Regions from separate parts of the Homo sapiens genome. Here region 1 is linked to region 2. Evidence: chromatin loops called from intact Hi-C (ENCODE). Cell type or tissue: endothelial cell of umbilical vein. All regions are shown on one strand.

Region 1 (8,000 bases), 160 kb after region 2:
TTCTAAAACCCCCGACTGGATTGGTTGAGGCATCTCTTGCATTGCCTCACAGTTAAACACTTCTCTATCCCAAATCCTGCTTTCCTTATTCTCCAATGAACTTGCTACACATAAAACTCAGAATCTCAATGTTTATTTCCTAGTGAACCTGACCTATGACAGTTGGTATTAGAAGTTGCACTGAAAGTGGACCCAGGAAGCTGACTGTGATGGGAAATCAGTGAAAGAAAATGTCCTTAGAGAAACACTGTTTTATCCATTTTAGAAGTTGGAGGAGGGTATTAATTATAAATACTGTGGAATTGGATGTTTATTTATGATGGTTATCAATTTATTAGAAAATAACAAAAAGCCTGTGATGAATAATCAATATAAGGTAAAGCTTGAAAGCCAGTCTCCATAGCAACATATAAAGTTTCACATCTCTAGCTAGTGGACAGAAAAAGGTGATTATAACATAGAACTTAATTTCAAGAGTAGCTAAGCTCCAGAGAAAGTCAAGTTCTTAATCCCAACAGATCTATTATGCCATCGTCAGGGCCTTTATTGGGAAAGAGTGAGACCCTGAAAGTTGGGTTGGTTATACCTGGGCTGATGCACATGAGTGTCTTGAATCTCTTTGGACATTCTGGCCCTGCAGAAGTAGCCCACTTTTTACTGATGAGGTTTATCTGCATTTGATTAATCTCAGATGATACTCTCACCTCTTCTGCTAGCCAATAGACTAATAGATTTGAAATGCAATGTGGCATTGGCCCAGCTGAGGAAGTGATAAATTAGTTAAGGAAGACACTGACTATGGACAGAAGGAGTTGCAGGACCTAGCCAGGGTAGTATATCTGGGTCTGGATCTTGAGGGTAGTGGATCAAGGGGGATAATATGTAAAGTTGGATGAAGTAGAGTGTGTTGATACAGGATATCCCTCCTGTAGTGTAGGATTTTATACCTTGGTAGCAACCTTGGGAGATGGTACTAATATGCTGCTAGAATGACTTTTGGAAACAAGTAAAAGGAAGCCGGGCCTCCTTTTACAGGTTAACGCCTGTAATCCCAGCACTTTAGGAGGCTGAGGCTGGCAGATCACTTGAGGTCAGGAGTTTGAGGCCAGCCTAGCCAACACAGTGAAACCCTGTCTCTACTAAAAATACATACACACACAAAAAAATAGCTCGTGTGGTGGTGCACACCTATAATCCCAGCTACTGGGGAGTCTGAGGCATGAGAATCACTTGAACCTGGGAGGCAGAGGTTACAGTGAGCTGAGATGGCGCCATTGCACTCAAGCTTGGGTGATAGAGTGAGACTCCATTTCAAAAAAAAGAAAGAAAGAAAAGAAAACAAGTAAAAGGTGATAGCCACTACTAAGTGAAGTAGCAATGCCAGGATTGCCATGGAAAATGGTAGAGGAAGGGTTCAAAAGGCTCAGAGAAGTGGACATGCCAATTGGATATGCAACTGAAGGTCAGAAAACCTACCCACTGACAATGTTGAATGAGTTCAGACCATCCAAAAGCCACATGGAACAGTCTTACTAACCACCATGGAAGACCTAAGAATTGAATCCTTCCCTAGGCCAGTTGATAAAACTTGATTGCATCCTGTGAGAGATTTGAAGTAGAAGACACAGCCATCCCATGCCCAGACTCCTGATCAAAGAAATAAAGAGAAATAAATTCATATTGTTTTAAGCTGTTGAGTTTTGGCATAATCTGTTACATAGCAATAGATGATAAATACATTAACCCAGGAAAATTTTAAAATAGATTCACATAAAAATCAGTACATAAATGTTTAAAACAGCTCTAAAATGTATAATTTTACCAAACTGGAAACAATCTAAATGTCCTTCAGTAGATGAACGGATAAACTATGGTGCATCTGCACAATAGAATACTACTCAGCAATGAAAAAGGAATGAATCATTGTTATATGCAATTTGGGTTAATTTTAAATGCATTTTATTAAGTGAAAAAATCCAGTTTCAAAAAATTACTTGTGTATGATTACATTTACATGGCATTCTGGAAAAGGCAAGAGAGAGAATAGCTCAGTGATTGCCAGAGGTTAGAGGTTAGATATGTGTCTATGTGTCTATGTGTGCATGTTGTGGGGGATTGGAATGAAAGAGACGGCACAAGAGAATTCTTCGGTGTGTTGGAATTATCCTGTATCCTACATACAGTATAGTTACAAAAATTTATGTGTGTATAAAAACTCAGATCTGTCTACCAAAAGCAGTAAATGTTACTCGAGGTAAATGAAAAATAATGCTGCTGAATTCCAGGGGGAATGACAGAATTGATGCCAACTTTAAAGAGCTAAAAGCTGCAAGAATGATGATCCCCATCATGTCTCTGTTTAACCCACCATTCTCGGGCCTGCTACAATGCTGCACAGACTCTGTTGAACGACAGTAGGATATCACAGACTCCATCAACTAGAAGCCTCTTGATGGCAGCAGTGGTGGTAGATACTGTATCTTTGCTAGAGCAGATTGATATGGCTTCTGGTACATAGCATGTGACCACTGACTTAATTAATACATTTTTTTTTCCATCACTCTTAGGAAGGACAACCAGAAACAGTACAGAATCAAATTTGCATGGGATAGAAAACAGTATATATTTATAGTCTTGTCCCAAGGCCAAACTAATTTTCCTCCCATAATCAGAATAAAGTCTGAAGGGATATGGGTCACCTTGGTATTTTGCAGCACATTACACTGGTCAGCTATATGGGTGATACTGTTATTATTGGAATGGATGAACAGGAAATGGAAAATCTATTGGAAGTCTTGGTAAGATATATGCACTTGAAAGGATTGCCAACCTAAAAAACAAACAGAGGCTTTCTAAAAGAAAACACTTATTTGGGAATAAAATATTGCGATGGGAATATATGCATGCCATAGTAAATATGTGCATATTCAGGGAGGTAAAGGAAGACAAAGGTTTTTAAAGGGAAAAACTCAGGAGTATTACTTAATTGTTTTGAAATAATTATCCTTTGTAACAAAGATCAATAACAAGAGTGACGACAGTCGAGGTTAGGGAGGCAGTTGCTGGGCAGATGTCCTGGCAGAAGTATATTTTGTGTAAAGTTATTGTGGTCTTTGTGAAGGTTGTGGATTGTCTCATTTTTGTTGTTGTTGTTATCAAGCATACAAGTGTGAGAATCCTCTCTTCATGGCCTTCACTGGCCCTATCTGTCAGGATTTTCTTAACATTAGTGACTCCTTCTGACAACTTTCACAGGGTGGTAGATAAACCCTATGAAGGTACAGGTGCCCATTATGTCACTAAACTTTCTAGGAGTCCAGAGCCTAGAACATGCCAGGACAACCTTCAAAGCACCCCCTCCACCTCCAAGGCGAAGGAGAAAGCATGTTAGTCCTGTTTGGGTTCTGAAGTCTACAAATTTGTAGCATATGAGATTTCTGTTTTTCTTCCTCTGTGTTTCAAAAATAGACTGTGCCCTTCAGCACCTAAAAAATAATGAAATAACGTAATAATATTCATAATAAAGAATAGCATCTCATGCCAGGATTTCCAATATATCCTGCCTTTGTTGGTGGTCAGCAGTAGGAAGCGAATCCCTATTTTCCTCAGCCCAGTCATCCTCAGAGGACACTGGCAACGGGCCACTGTAACCACAGGGAAAATTAGACATATGACAAAGCTGGAGGCTAAAAATAGAATTCCTTTCCGATCAGCTTGTTCTATGCAATGCTTTTAATCTGGGGCTACCCTTCGTATGATCACTCAGTCACATGGACTAATCTAGTATCATCAACATCAAGGGAATTTCCAAGACACTTTACTATAGCAAATGAAATTCCATTTTTAAAAATAGGAAAACAATAGTGGTGTTCAGACGTTTTCCTGGATATTTTCTGGGGAACCTTCAGGGCTACTAATGTGTTTGTCTCTCAAGTATGCTTTAAGTTATCTTTGCTTGGTTCATAGACTCTTTTAAATGTCTGACTTATAACCACATCCTCAAAATACATTCATAAATACATTTGCCCAGCTTTGCCTACAGTTTCAGGTAAGTAGCAGAACTCCTGAAAAGCCCTGGGCTTTATAGACTCCCATGGGTAAGAAACGCTGCGTTGGACAATGTTTTTCCATGCCATGTATTGAATTGACATCTAAGCCAGCAACATTAATACAATGATCTAAAAAAGAGCTTTAGACACTGCAGCTATTAAGGTGTGAAAATTCTAGTTAGCAACAGGGACATCCTCTGCTGGAGATGAAGTTCTATGTTTTGTTATACTGAGCTGCTGAGTAATTCTTGTTTGTTCAGAAATCAAAATCCATATTCTTCTTTCATTGATTGTAATTTCAGTGGGGGCAAACAAGTGATATTAAAAGTTCGAGCTGTTGCTTAAGCCTTTAGTTATTGATATCATTATAAGATCAAGTCATTATTTATTATTTACTTTGGCTTGATAAATAGACTTGACGTATATGCTTACTTATAAGTTCCTCCTGAAATCATGCTATGATGAAATAACTAATAATGGCATTTAAAATAATAATGGCTATAGGTAATGAGTACTTATATGCAAGCATTGTGCTAAATGCTTTGGAGGCATTGTCTCAATGAAGTTGTACAATAATTCTCCCAGGAGGTAATATTATTCACATTTTACAGATGAGAAAGCAGAGGTATAGGGAGGTAAAGTAACTTGGCCAAAAGTCTGTATCTAGTAAAGTACAATGCTAGGATTTTGACCACAGGTCTTTTCCATTCCTAAAGCTTTGTATTAAATAGCTATGATATAATGCCTTTTTTGTAGAAAAAGAAAAAAGATAAATTTAAGAAAATCTTATTTATTATTTTTTCCTTTATTCATACAAGAGGATTATTTCTTTATTCACACAAGAGGATTTTCTTCATGAAAACTTAAATGTTAATGTTATTGAACTATAGCTTATAGATAATCAAATACAACTTACAATATTGCACATAATCATGTGTCTCTTTTAAATGTTTAGTTCAACTTGACAAATGTATACATCTGTATAACCACCTTCTAAATCAAGGTACAGAATATTTTTGTCACTGCAAATAGTTTCTTTATGACTGTTTGCAGTCTCCCACCTTTAGCAATCAGGTTTAATTTACATAACTTTAGATTAGTTTTGCCTATTCTAAGGTTATATAATAGAATCATATAGTATGTACTCTTTTGCTTCTGTCTTCTTTTGCTCAGCATATTTCTGAGATTCATTCCTGTACAAGATACATGCACAAAACAGTAGCTTGTTCCTTTTTTCCTGCTGACTAGTATTCCATGTCATGAATATCCACAATTTGCCATCTATTCCCTTGAGGTGGGACATTTTGACTGTTTGCAGACTTTTGACTATTATGTTTAAATCTGCTATAAACATTGAATTACAATTCTTTGTGTAGACATAGGTTTCTATTTCTCTAGGATTAAAATTACCAAGTCACATGGTAAATGTATAGATGTACATCTTTACAGGAACTTGTCAAACTGCTTTCCAAAGTGATTTTATCATTTTTCCACTAGCAATATAGTAGAGTTTGGATGGCTCCATACCCTTGCCAACACTCAGGACTCTCAGTTTAGCCATTATATATGTGTGAAGTGTCACTGTTGGTTTGTGTTTTCCTGATAGCTAATGATATTGAACATATGCTTATTGGCTATTCCTTTATCTTGTTTTGTGAAATATCTGTTCAAATCTTTGACCTATTTTTTAATGAGCCATTTGTAATATTTGACTATGTATATATAAATATATGCATTCTGGATACAAATCTTCTAAAGATTATCTAGTCTCTGTATTCCACCTCTCTGTTGATATATTGAAAATTATTCTAGTCTCTAAATTGCCATTTATTTTCTTCACAGTGTCTTTTCAAGAGCAGAAATTCTACATTTTGATGAAGTCTAATTGATACATATTGTTTTCCTTTCATTGTTCATTCATTTTATGCCCTAGCTAAGAAATCTTTGCTTATTCTAAGTCTGCAGATTTTTCTGTATATTTGGTCCTTGAATTTTTTAATACTATTCCACATGCTTTATATTATTACTTTATGTAGAGTTGGGTATAGGCTTAATTTAGTCCTCCTCTGAAACATAGTCTTTCATGAATGTCCACTGAATGCCCTAGTGATCAACAAGTTTCCTTTACACTGATTGGTTAGAACAGATATAACTCCTACTTGTTAAGCTCCAGAAATAATTGTTCTTTTCCAACTGCTTGTTTTTTATCCAATCTCAGAGTCTCACCCTATGCACGTGCAGGTTAGAGTTCAGCCAAAGGCTTAAGAAGACTCTTATGAAGATTTCTGGAGGTATTTTCCTAGTTTTCTCAGGTACATAGCTCCACAAATTCTAGCTGCTTTTGCTTTCCTGAGTTCCGAGATCGATCTCTCTCTCTCTCTCTCTCTCTCTCTCTCTCTCTCTCACTCTCTCTCTCTCTCTCTTTCTCTCTCTCCCTCTCTCCCTCCCTCCCTGCCTGCCTCTCTCCCTCCCTCCCTCTCCTTTTCCCTCCCTTCCCTCTCATCATTTCTCTCCAGCTTATGGAGAATGTCATGCCCTTTCTGGGTATCTGAGCTATGTGCTGGTTTTCAGTAAAGCCTTCAAGATAGCAAGATAGAAAGCCAGGATGATCAGAGAAATCATTTCATTTGTTTCTCTTTTCTTGAAGACCACAGTCCTTCCCAGCCAGCTGCCAAATGTTTGAAAGCCATTTTACAAATACATTTTTTCTACATTCTAGTTTTCTGTGATGGGAAGATCAATCTGGTGCCAGTTATTCCTTCATGGTGAAAACAGAAATGTAACATACAGCTTTAAAATGGACTTCCTTTGTTATATTGGTTTATTTTAATATATTCTTCTTTCTTTTTTAAGGCAAATTTGAAGTGAAGGAAATAATTTGTCTTAATTAAAATATTTAAAACAGACCGCATATGTATATATATATATATATATATATATAGAGAGAGAGAGAGAGAGAGAGAGAGAGAGTGTGTGTGTGTGTGTGTGTGTGTGTGTGTGAGAGAGAGAGAGAGAGACAGAGTTGTTGCCTAGGCTGGAGTGCAGTGGCACGATCTTCGCTCACTGCTGCCTTGACTTCCCAGGCTCAAGAGATTCTCCCATCTCAGCCTCTTGTGTAGTTGGGATTACAGGTGTGCGCCACCATGCCTGGCTATTTTTTTGCATCTTTTGTAAAGACGAGGTTTCACCATGTTGCCCAGGCTAGTCTCAAACTCCTGGGCTCAAGGAATCTGCCCTGCCTCAGGCTCCCAAAGTGCTGGGATTACAGGCATGAGCCACTGCGCCCGGCTGAAAGCATTTTAAACATGTATTAACTACTTAGTAGCTGGTCCTGTCTTCTAGCTAATAACATTTTAATTTTTTTATAATGGCATAAGAATAAAAGTTTTTTATACCCTTCATATTATTATTTTTTATTGAGGATATAGCATCCTAGAGTATAGGTGATTTGGCAGAGGTTATGAAATTACATTTAATTCCATGAATGTATTAATATCTAAGAGTCATTGTGCATTTCCTAACTGCTTTATTTTTTCTCATTGTATTTTCCCAACAACTCTATAAGGTAGACTCTATAACTTGCCCCATTTTATAGATGAGGAAACAGGCTTAGTGAAATTTTTTAAATGGTCCAGTTCATACCACTAGAAAGGGCAAAGCCTGGAGTTTTACATGTCTAGTCTGATCCCAGAGCCTGATTTCTTAACCATTATAGTAACTTGTTTTCTTATTGAATGACCACTATGCACCTGGCCCTAGGTAAAGAGAAATAAAATTTTATTTGTTTTCTATCATCAATGAGCTAACAAATTGGAGACGGGGAGACAGATGTATGAACAAAGTACCGTAAACATGAGAAGTGCTGAAGTAGAGTATGTGTGTGAACGAGGCTAATAGAGTGTGGGAAATGAGCAATCTTTTGGAGAAGAGGAGCAGGATGTACAAAGATAT
Region 2 (8,000 bases):
TCCTTGCCAGTGCAATTATGTAAGCAAAATAAATAAAAAGCATGTAGCTTGGAAAGGAAGAACTAGCCATGTTTATATTTGCAGACAACATGATTGCCTGTGTAGAGAAGTCTAAAGAATCTTCAAAAGGGTACTAAAAGTCATAATGAGCCTGGCAAGATTGCAGGATACAAAGTCAATGTGCAAAAATCAACATATTTCAATATATTAGCATTGAAAAAATATAAATTTAAATTTAAAAAATAAAATTTATAATAGTACCAAAGCATTAAATACTTAGGTATTTCAGTTGCACATGATGATTTCTAACTTTAATTTGTTAATTTATTTTTCCAGAAAATATTTATGAGCATATAACAGCCCAAGCTTGATAAATGGTTGAGTAGGCCTGAATAGGAATTGTTTGGATGGGAACTTTTACCCAATCCATAGAGTAAGATGGAACTGGAAGTGTAAACACGGGAGCTAATTTCATTAGTTGTTTTTCAAGAAGAGACATTTTATCTTTTGAAGGTAGATTTAAAGTCAGGAATTCAAGTCTGGGAAGGCAGTCCAATAAGACAATGGCGAAAAAATTGAATCCGTGACCCAGAGTAGAGATTTTCAGACTGTGTTCCATAGATCCACAAGGTTCTGCAGAACTGCCTCAGGGTCGTGTGTGTATGTGTGCGTGTAAATGTGAGCAAATAAGGTGTGTGCATATGAGTGTATTTGTATAAATGAGGATGTACATGTGATTGTGTATGTGTAAGTGTGAACAGGAGTGTGCAAATGCAAGTGTGCATAAATGTGAGCAAATAGTTGTGTGTGTGTAAATGGGTGAATGAGGATGTGACTGTGTGCATGCATGTGTGCACTGGGGAGGGGGAAGAATGCCTACTTAGATTCTGCCTGCACTTTCCTTTCTCCCACGATCTCAGAGCAGTTTTGCTTGGTTGATAATTTACTGGAGTTCCATGTAAGATTTTTCTTGGAAAAGTTTTGTGGCTAAAAATAAATATGAAAACCTCTGATCAATTAAGCAAAGAAAAGATCACAACAATGAACAAGGATCCCCAATTGCAGGCAGCAGGTAGACAGCAAAGTTCTGCTCAAGAAGCTGGCATTGGACAGAGCCGGAAGAATTTTTCCATGACCTTATCAGGGGTAATTTGGGCTTTGAGGACGGGAACCTTAACTACTAAGGATCTAACGGACTGGTAGGGAGTTTAGTTGTTGATAGGAAAATTACAGGGAACTAGTTAGTAACGTCATTGAGGCAAGAACACATTTTGTGTTAAATTGGGCTGTAAAGGTCTGAACCATAACCATGGGAAATATGATCCAGTAGACTATGACTTGAGAGTGGCTTTGGTCCCAGACAACAGGATGGGGACAAATTTGCAGTAGGGTAATACCCCTATGCAATGCCCTTCAGGGGGTGGTTTTTGGAATAGTTCGTTGAGCATCACCTCGGCTATTTGTTTAAAATGCAGATCCTGTGCTCCTCCATCAACCTACTGAATCAGGACCTCAGGCTGGGATCCAGAAACCTGATCTTTTTAACAGAGTGCATACTGGTGAATCTGATACCCTCTCGAGTGTGGAACAACTTGCCAAGTTTTTCAGAATTCCTTGTTGCTAAGAATCATGCTGGTGCTTGTTAAACATTCAGCCTTTTAGGCCCTTTTACTAAAGATGCTGAGTGGAGATGAAACCGGGTGATTTATATGTTGAGTTATTCTTATCATAGTTAATACCAGTGAGGAATATTGAGGTAAGAGGCAAATTTGGAAAATTTCTGGCATTTATTGAAGAACTATTATAGGTAACTCACAAATAATATTAAAAATTATTTTCAGGTTTTCTTCCTCTCACTAGGAACAGTTTCATGAAAGTGTCATCATGAACAGTTCCATGAGTATGAGACAAAAATCAGGTGTGACATAAAGTGTGGGTTTTGGTAGAGACGACTAGGGGCCTACTTGCCATTATTTGCATAAATATGCCGTATCATTTGCAAGTTAAATCAGCTCATATCAAATGCCATTGATTTCCATTTTTGCACAGAAAACCATTGATTAACCTCAAGGGATTCTTCACTTAGGTATAACCCACACATATTAGAATGTTTTTTGTGCATTTCCCTTGGAAATTTACTGGATAAAAGTAAGGGCTATTTCCAAAAGGAGTTTTGGATGTATGCTCCTTTGTTTCATATGTAAGTGGGATGCACTGAAGTAAACATTTCTTTTTGCCACACTTCATTTTATTTTATTTTAATTTCTGGGGTACATGTGCAGGATGTGCAGGTTTGTTATATAGGTAAATGTGTGTCATGGTGGTTTGTTGTACCTATCAACCCATCACCTAGGTATTAAGCCCAGCGTGCATTAGCTATTTTTCCTGATGCTCTCCCTCCTCCTACCTCCCCGCAACAGGCCCCAGTATGTGTTGTTCCCCTCCCTGTGTCCACATGTTCTCATTGTTCAGCTCCCTCTTATAAATGAGAACATGTGGTGTTTGGTTTTCTGTTTCTGTTAGTTTGCTGAGGATAACGGCTTCCAGCTCCATCCATGTTCCTGCAAAGGACATGATCTTGTTCCTTTTTATGACTGCATAGTATTCCATGGCATATACATACCACATTTTCTTTATCTAGTTTATCATTGATGGGCATTTGGATTGATTCCATGTCTTTGCTGTTGTGAATAGTGCTGCAGTGAACATAGCTGTGCATGTATCTTTATAATAGAATGATTTACATTTTTTGGGGTATATACCCAGTAATGGGATTGCTGGGTCAAATGGTATTTCTGGTTCTAGGTCTTTCAGGAATCGCCACACTGTCTTCCACAATGGTTGAACTAATTTACATTCCCAACAAGAGTGTAAAAGTGTTCTTATTTCTCCACAGCCCCACCAGCATGCCATGCTTCTTAAACATTAAGGTGCATATGAATCACATTGAGTTCTTGATAAAATACAGATTCTGATTTAATGGGGCTGAGGTGGGGGACGAGATTCTGCATTTCTATTCAACCCCCAGGTGATGCCAATGCTACTGGTCCTCAGACTACCCTTCCAACAGCAAGGGACTATAATACAGCATTCTATCCCAGGAGAGGTGACTGATAAACTATATATTGCTGCTGTCTGTGAGGGCCATTAAGGAAACTCAAATTCTGTATGAATTTCACTCAACAGAAGTTGAATGAATGCGTAAGGAAATTCGAATTTTGTATGACTTTCACTCAACAGAAGATGAATGAAAATGTACCTTACCTTAAAGAACCACAGACAGGAGCAGAAAGTGCAGTCAGAAAGTTAACACAATATTATGCAATTTCCCAGAGCTTTGAACAAGTGCTTTGAGCAAGCCTTGCCAATAGAAATCTCAGCAGGGAATTAGCAGGTGCTGCCTCTACAGATGGTCTGAGAAAGTGATGTTGGGTCACGCCACCACTGAGTGCCCTGGGAACTCTGAATGGGGAGAGCAACCACTGAGCACAATGATTGAGATCCAAATGCAGTATATCTACACCCTCCAATTGCCCAAGCAGTATAGTTTCCTGGGACCGAGGAGGAAGCCAATGCTTTTGTCTGGGGCAATGAACCGGGAGATTTGGGGCTTCTCACTATTCCTGAATAACTGTGAATTTGGAATGATACTTTCATCGCACCATGAAACCTGGCTACGTTGGAAGCCTAGAAACACTTGTGTATAGTTACAGGGTGGGAATGGGTAGAGAAGAGAGCCTACATGGTGTCAACGTGGAGACCCCTAGTAAACTGAGCTTTTGATTTCCACCCTGGACAATGAGGGCCACATAAGCAATACTCTTCTAATACAATCAATGAACTTTCAGAGTTCCCTTAAAAATTGTTACCATTGTAAATTTGACTTGACCTTTTTTCTTCATGACTGCCGCAATTAAGCCTCAACTGTCCATACTTCTTTCTGGGTTGGGGGAATTAGTTTCATGCAGCTAGTTTTTCACTGTATTCCTTCTAGTGAATATTGTAAAGTTTTATTTCTCTTCTACAGAATAGAATGTGCTTACCTCAATGTCCTTGGCTGCAAAACTTAGATGAGTTTTTATCTCAATAGATTATTAGCTTTTCCATAGAAAGTTTAAAATTCAAATTATGCAACATGACAGAGTACAAAAGCTGAGAAAATTTAATGCAGCAAAGTCTATCTTCAAATTTCCTATTATTTAGTAATTTTAAGTACATGTTAATTAAAGAATTTTAGATTTTGGAATTGTTATTTTCTAATGAAATTTGAATATTTGGAATAAAGGGACTGAAGATTAGGAGTCTGAAGTGAGATGTCACATTGCAGTTTCTTTAGTAAACATACAATTTTCATAACTCTATTCATGATTTTTATTGATAATTATTGAAAGAAAATACCTCTCTCTCTCTCTGTCTCTGTCTCTCGTTCTATCACTTATTCTTCTTAGTCCTTTGGCAGAAAAGAAAACCCAGAGGTCGGAAAATAGGAACTTCAGGTTTGGAGTTATACAGAGCCAAGTCTTTAACTGTGACTGGATGGTTTTTTAGGTTTACGTTTATTTCCTGCAAAGTGTTTCTATGCCAATTTCACTGTCTTTGAGTAGTTAAATGGCTTTCTGCAAGTAGTCAATGTGGGTAAATTTCCTTGGAATTAGTCTGGGGAAGTTAAGATCAGTTGTACTGCTGATGGCTTATCAGTGTCCTAGCAGGAAAATGTGTTCCTGATGAGTAAGCCATTGAGCTTGTTCAAGGCATCCAAGTTGGCCCAGACAGATGGTTAGTGGCAGATAAGATACATTAAGAAGGTGCTGATTCTATTGCCTTGGAATTTTTTGAAACAAATTTTGTGTTCAAAGGAAAAACAAACAGGCAAATGAACAAACAGCAAAACCAGAAACAAGAACAAACTAGTCTCTTAATATACAAAATCAAAGGAAAATAAGTCAAAGAGATGAATATGTGCATTATTTCTTTTAGTCTAACTCTCCAGATGGCAATTTTGTATCAGTGTTATTGAGAGCATGAGCTCACCAAATTGATATCCCACAAGGGGACATCACACTAGGACATCCTACTGAGACCTTCCCTTCCAGGAGACATTGGTTGACCTATTTGCTCAGACTTGAGGCTGAAGGTTAAACATCACATAGAGAGTTCTTACACATCAATTTAAAAGTTTGTTGGAAATAGAGTACAGACATGCAGGAAATGTGGAATTACTATTAAACATTTGAAAAAATGTTCACTCTGACAAGCAAGTAATTCTAATGAAAGTAATATGACAGCATTATTTTTGGGCCCATTAAAGTAAATAGCGTAAACAGGAAGAATATATTCAATAATGATACCCATTGAAATCAAGTGCCCAATTAATGAAGCAGGCATTCTTCTAAACTTCTTGTTGCCTTGGAAATTGGTGTAACTTTCTTTTTGTTTTCTTTCTTTCTTTCCTTCCTTCCTTCCTTTTTCTTTCTTTCCTTCCTTCCTTCCTTCCTTCTTTCTTTTTTTTTCTTGAGACAGAGTCTTGCTCTGTCACCCAGACTGGAGTGCAGTGGTGTGATCACAGCTCACTGCAACCCCCGCCTCCCAGGCTCAAGCGATTCTCCTACCTCAGCCTCAGGAATAGCTAGGATTACAGGCACATGCCACCACACCCAGTTAATTTTTGTATTTTTAGTAGAAATGGGGTTTCACCATGTTGGTCAGGCTGGTCTTGAACTCCTGACCTCAGGTGATCCGACCCTCTCAGCCTTCCAAAGTGCTGGGATTACAGGCATGAGCCACCACACCTAGCCCAAATTGGTATAACTTTCTAAAGGCCAATTTGGTAATATACGCATTCAGAATTTCAACTCTTTATATTATTTTACCTATCCTAAAACATAAACATGATCATGGTTTTCTGCATTATAATCCTCTGTTGGTTCCCTCTTAATTAAAGCAGGGATCATCAAACTTTTTCTGTAAAGGGCAAGATAGAAAATATTTTAGGGCTTGCGGGCCACGTCGTCTCTATTTCAATTACTCAGCTCTGCTGTCATGCACAAAACAGCCATAGAATACAGGTAAACTGTGCTCAAAGAAAATTTATTTATAGACACTGAAATTTGGATTTCATATAATTCTCACATCTTACTAGATACTATTCTTATGTTTTTTCCAACCATTAAAGACTGTAAAAACCATTCTTAGCTTATGGTTCCCAAACAGGTGGCAGGCTGGATTTGGGCCTCTGGCTCCAGTTTGCTGACCTATAGCTTAAAGCATAAATCCCCCAACCACCAAATCCTTTACAACGTTCTCCCCAAACAAGTTATGCACTTGCATATCACCTGCAGCTGTGTGCTTATGTCTGCCTTTCGCTTTGCCTAGAATGTCATCTCCATTGCCACCTTCCTGAAATTATTTTTATTACCTATGTTGACTTAGAGATGAGCTTTGTCTCCACCACCTGGGACAGAGGGTGCCAGGCCTGAATAGATCTTTTCTGATCACCAAATCTCCCCTTAATAAAAGTAGAGAAGTGCTTTAGTGTATTCTTCTATAAAACAAAGAAACAAAATCTTTAAAATGTAAATACCAGATTAAAGCAGGATTTTTGGTATGATTTAGTGTGAATCAAAGTATATCCAATTTGACCAGTGAAAACCACTTAGATCTCTTTTGATAGCATAGGGACTGAAGATTGCAGGAGGGTGTTGGATGACTGAGTTTGTAAGAAAGATTATCAGGCAGGACAATGGGAAAACAGGTACAGAAAGGGGAAGTTGGGCATATAAGCAAGCAACAATACATCAGGGCTTTGCATGGGGTAGACCTTGTTTATTTTCAGTTGGAGTGAGACAAATAGAGAAAGTGGTTATGCAACTGAACAACAAAACATGTCAATTTCTCATGATTTATTACTTTTTACAAAATAATTTACTACAGTAAAATTACAGTAAATTACTGTTTATAAAGAGTAATTATCTCCTTATAAAGAGATAATAAAATTGGTCAATTACATTTCATTATAGTGTTTGTTAAAATTTATGATGTTTCAATAAATGAATTCTAAAATATCTTTTTACAAAAGCCATTTTGTGAAGTGGGTTGCTAGTCTTGAACTCAATAACCCATACCTCTGAAGAGCCCAATGATATGGAACATGAGGTGATACTGATAATAATGCTTTATTGTGGTATACATATATATGTATTACTTACTGAATTGCTGTATGTTTTATACACATGTATATACCTTACTTAAAATAAATATCTTTGGGAAAACTAACCTTATGAACTCTCATCTATAAAGTAATAAAATAATATTAATAGTTAATTACCAATAACTAAATGAATATTCCCTTTTTTTTTTTTTTGAGATGGAGTCTCGCTCTGTCGCCCAGGCTGGAGTGCAGTGGCGCAATCTCAGCTCACTGCAAGCTCCGCCTCCCGGGTTCATGCCATTCTCCTGCCTCAGCCTCCCAAGTAGCTGGGACTACAGGCGCCTACCACCATGCCCAGCTAATTTTTTTTTTTTTTTTTTTTTTTTTTTTTTAGTAGAGATGGGGTTTCACCGTGTTAGCCAGGGTGGTCTCGATCTCCTGACCTGGTGATCCGCCCACCTTGGCCTCCCAAAGTGCTGGGATTACAGGCGTGAGCCACTGCGCCCGGCCCTAAGTAATTGTTTCTTATGTGACAGGTACTGTCTAAATACTTCACATTCAAGATCTTTTTCCTTGCTTAAATATTAATCATAGAACATTCCAAACATACAAAAGAAAACAGACCACTATTGTGATCTGGCTAGTACTCAACCCCCGGCTTCAACAACTAACAATTCATGGCCAAATTCATTTTATCTCTGCACTGATACCCTCCTCCCATGTTATTTTGAAAGCAATCCTAGACATCATATTATGTCATCCGTAATATTTCTGCTTGCATCTCTAAAAGACAAGGTCTCAAAAATATAAAACCACAGTGCCATTATCTCACTTAAAAATAATTAGCAGTAGT

What was found. Hi-C counts contacts between places; a loop is a spot of excess contacts. Peaks named below come from ENCODE experiments on the same cell type or tissue, not always from the same donor. Only the 100,000 strongest peaks of a DNase experiment are listed, where the experiment ranks them.
Region 1: it touches region 2 in a loop (5-fold over the local background); 1 of 110 quality-filtered maps calls a loop at or near these places.

The regions. Positions count from the first base shown.
Region 1 is chr17:69,824,608-69,832,607 of GRCh38, forward strand. The region is part of intron 3 of LINC01483 (long intergenic non-protein coding RNA 1483); the gene reads left to right. Among named protein-coding and RNA genes, the nearest start is that of LINC01497, 130 kb to the right of the region's middle. In endothelial cell of umbilical vein, no CTCF peak of the experiment used is centred here; a DNase peak (open chromatin) is centred at 3,654; H3K27ac peaks cover 1,555 bases.
Region 2 is chr17:69,668,376-69,676,375 of GRCh38, forward strand. The region is part of intron 3 of LINC01483 (long intergenic non-protein coding RNA 1483); the gene reads left to right. Among named protein-coding and RNA genes, the nearest start is that of LINC01483, 78 kb to the left of the region's middle. In endothelial cell of umbilical vein, no CTCF peak of the experiment used is centred here; a DNase peak (open chromatin) is centred at 4,746; H3K27ac peaks cover 1,529 bases.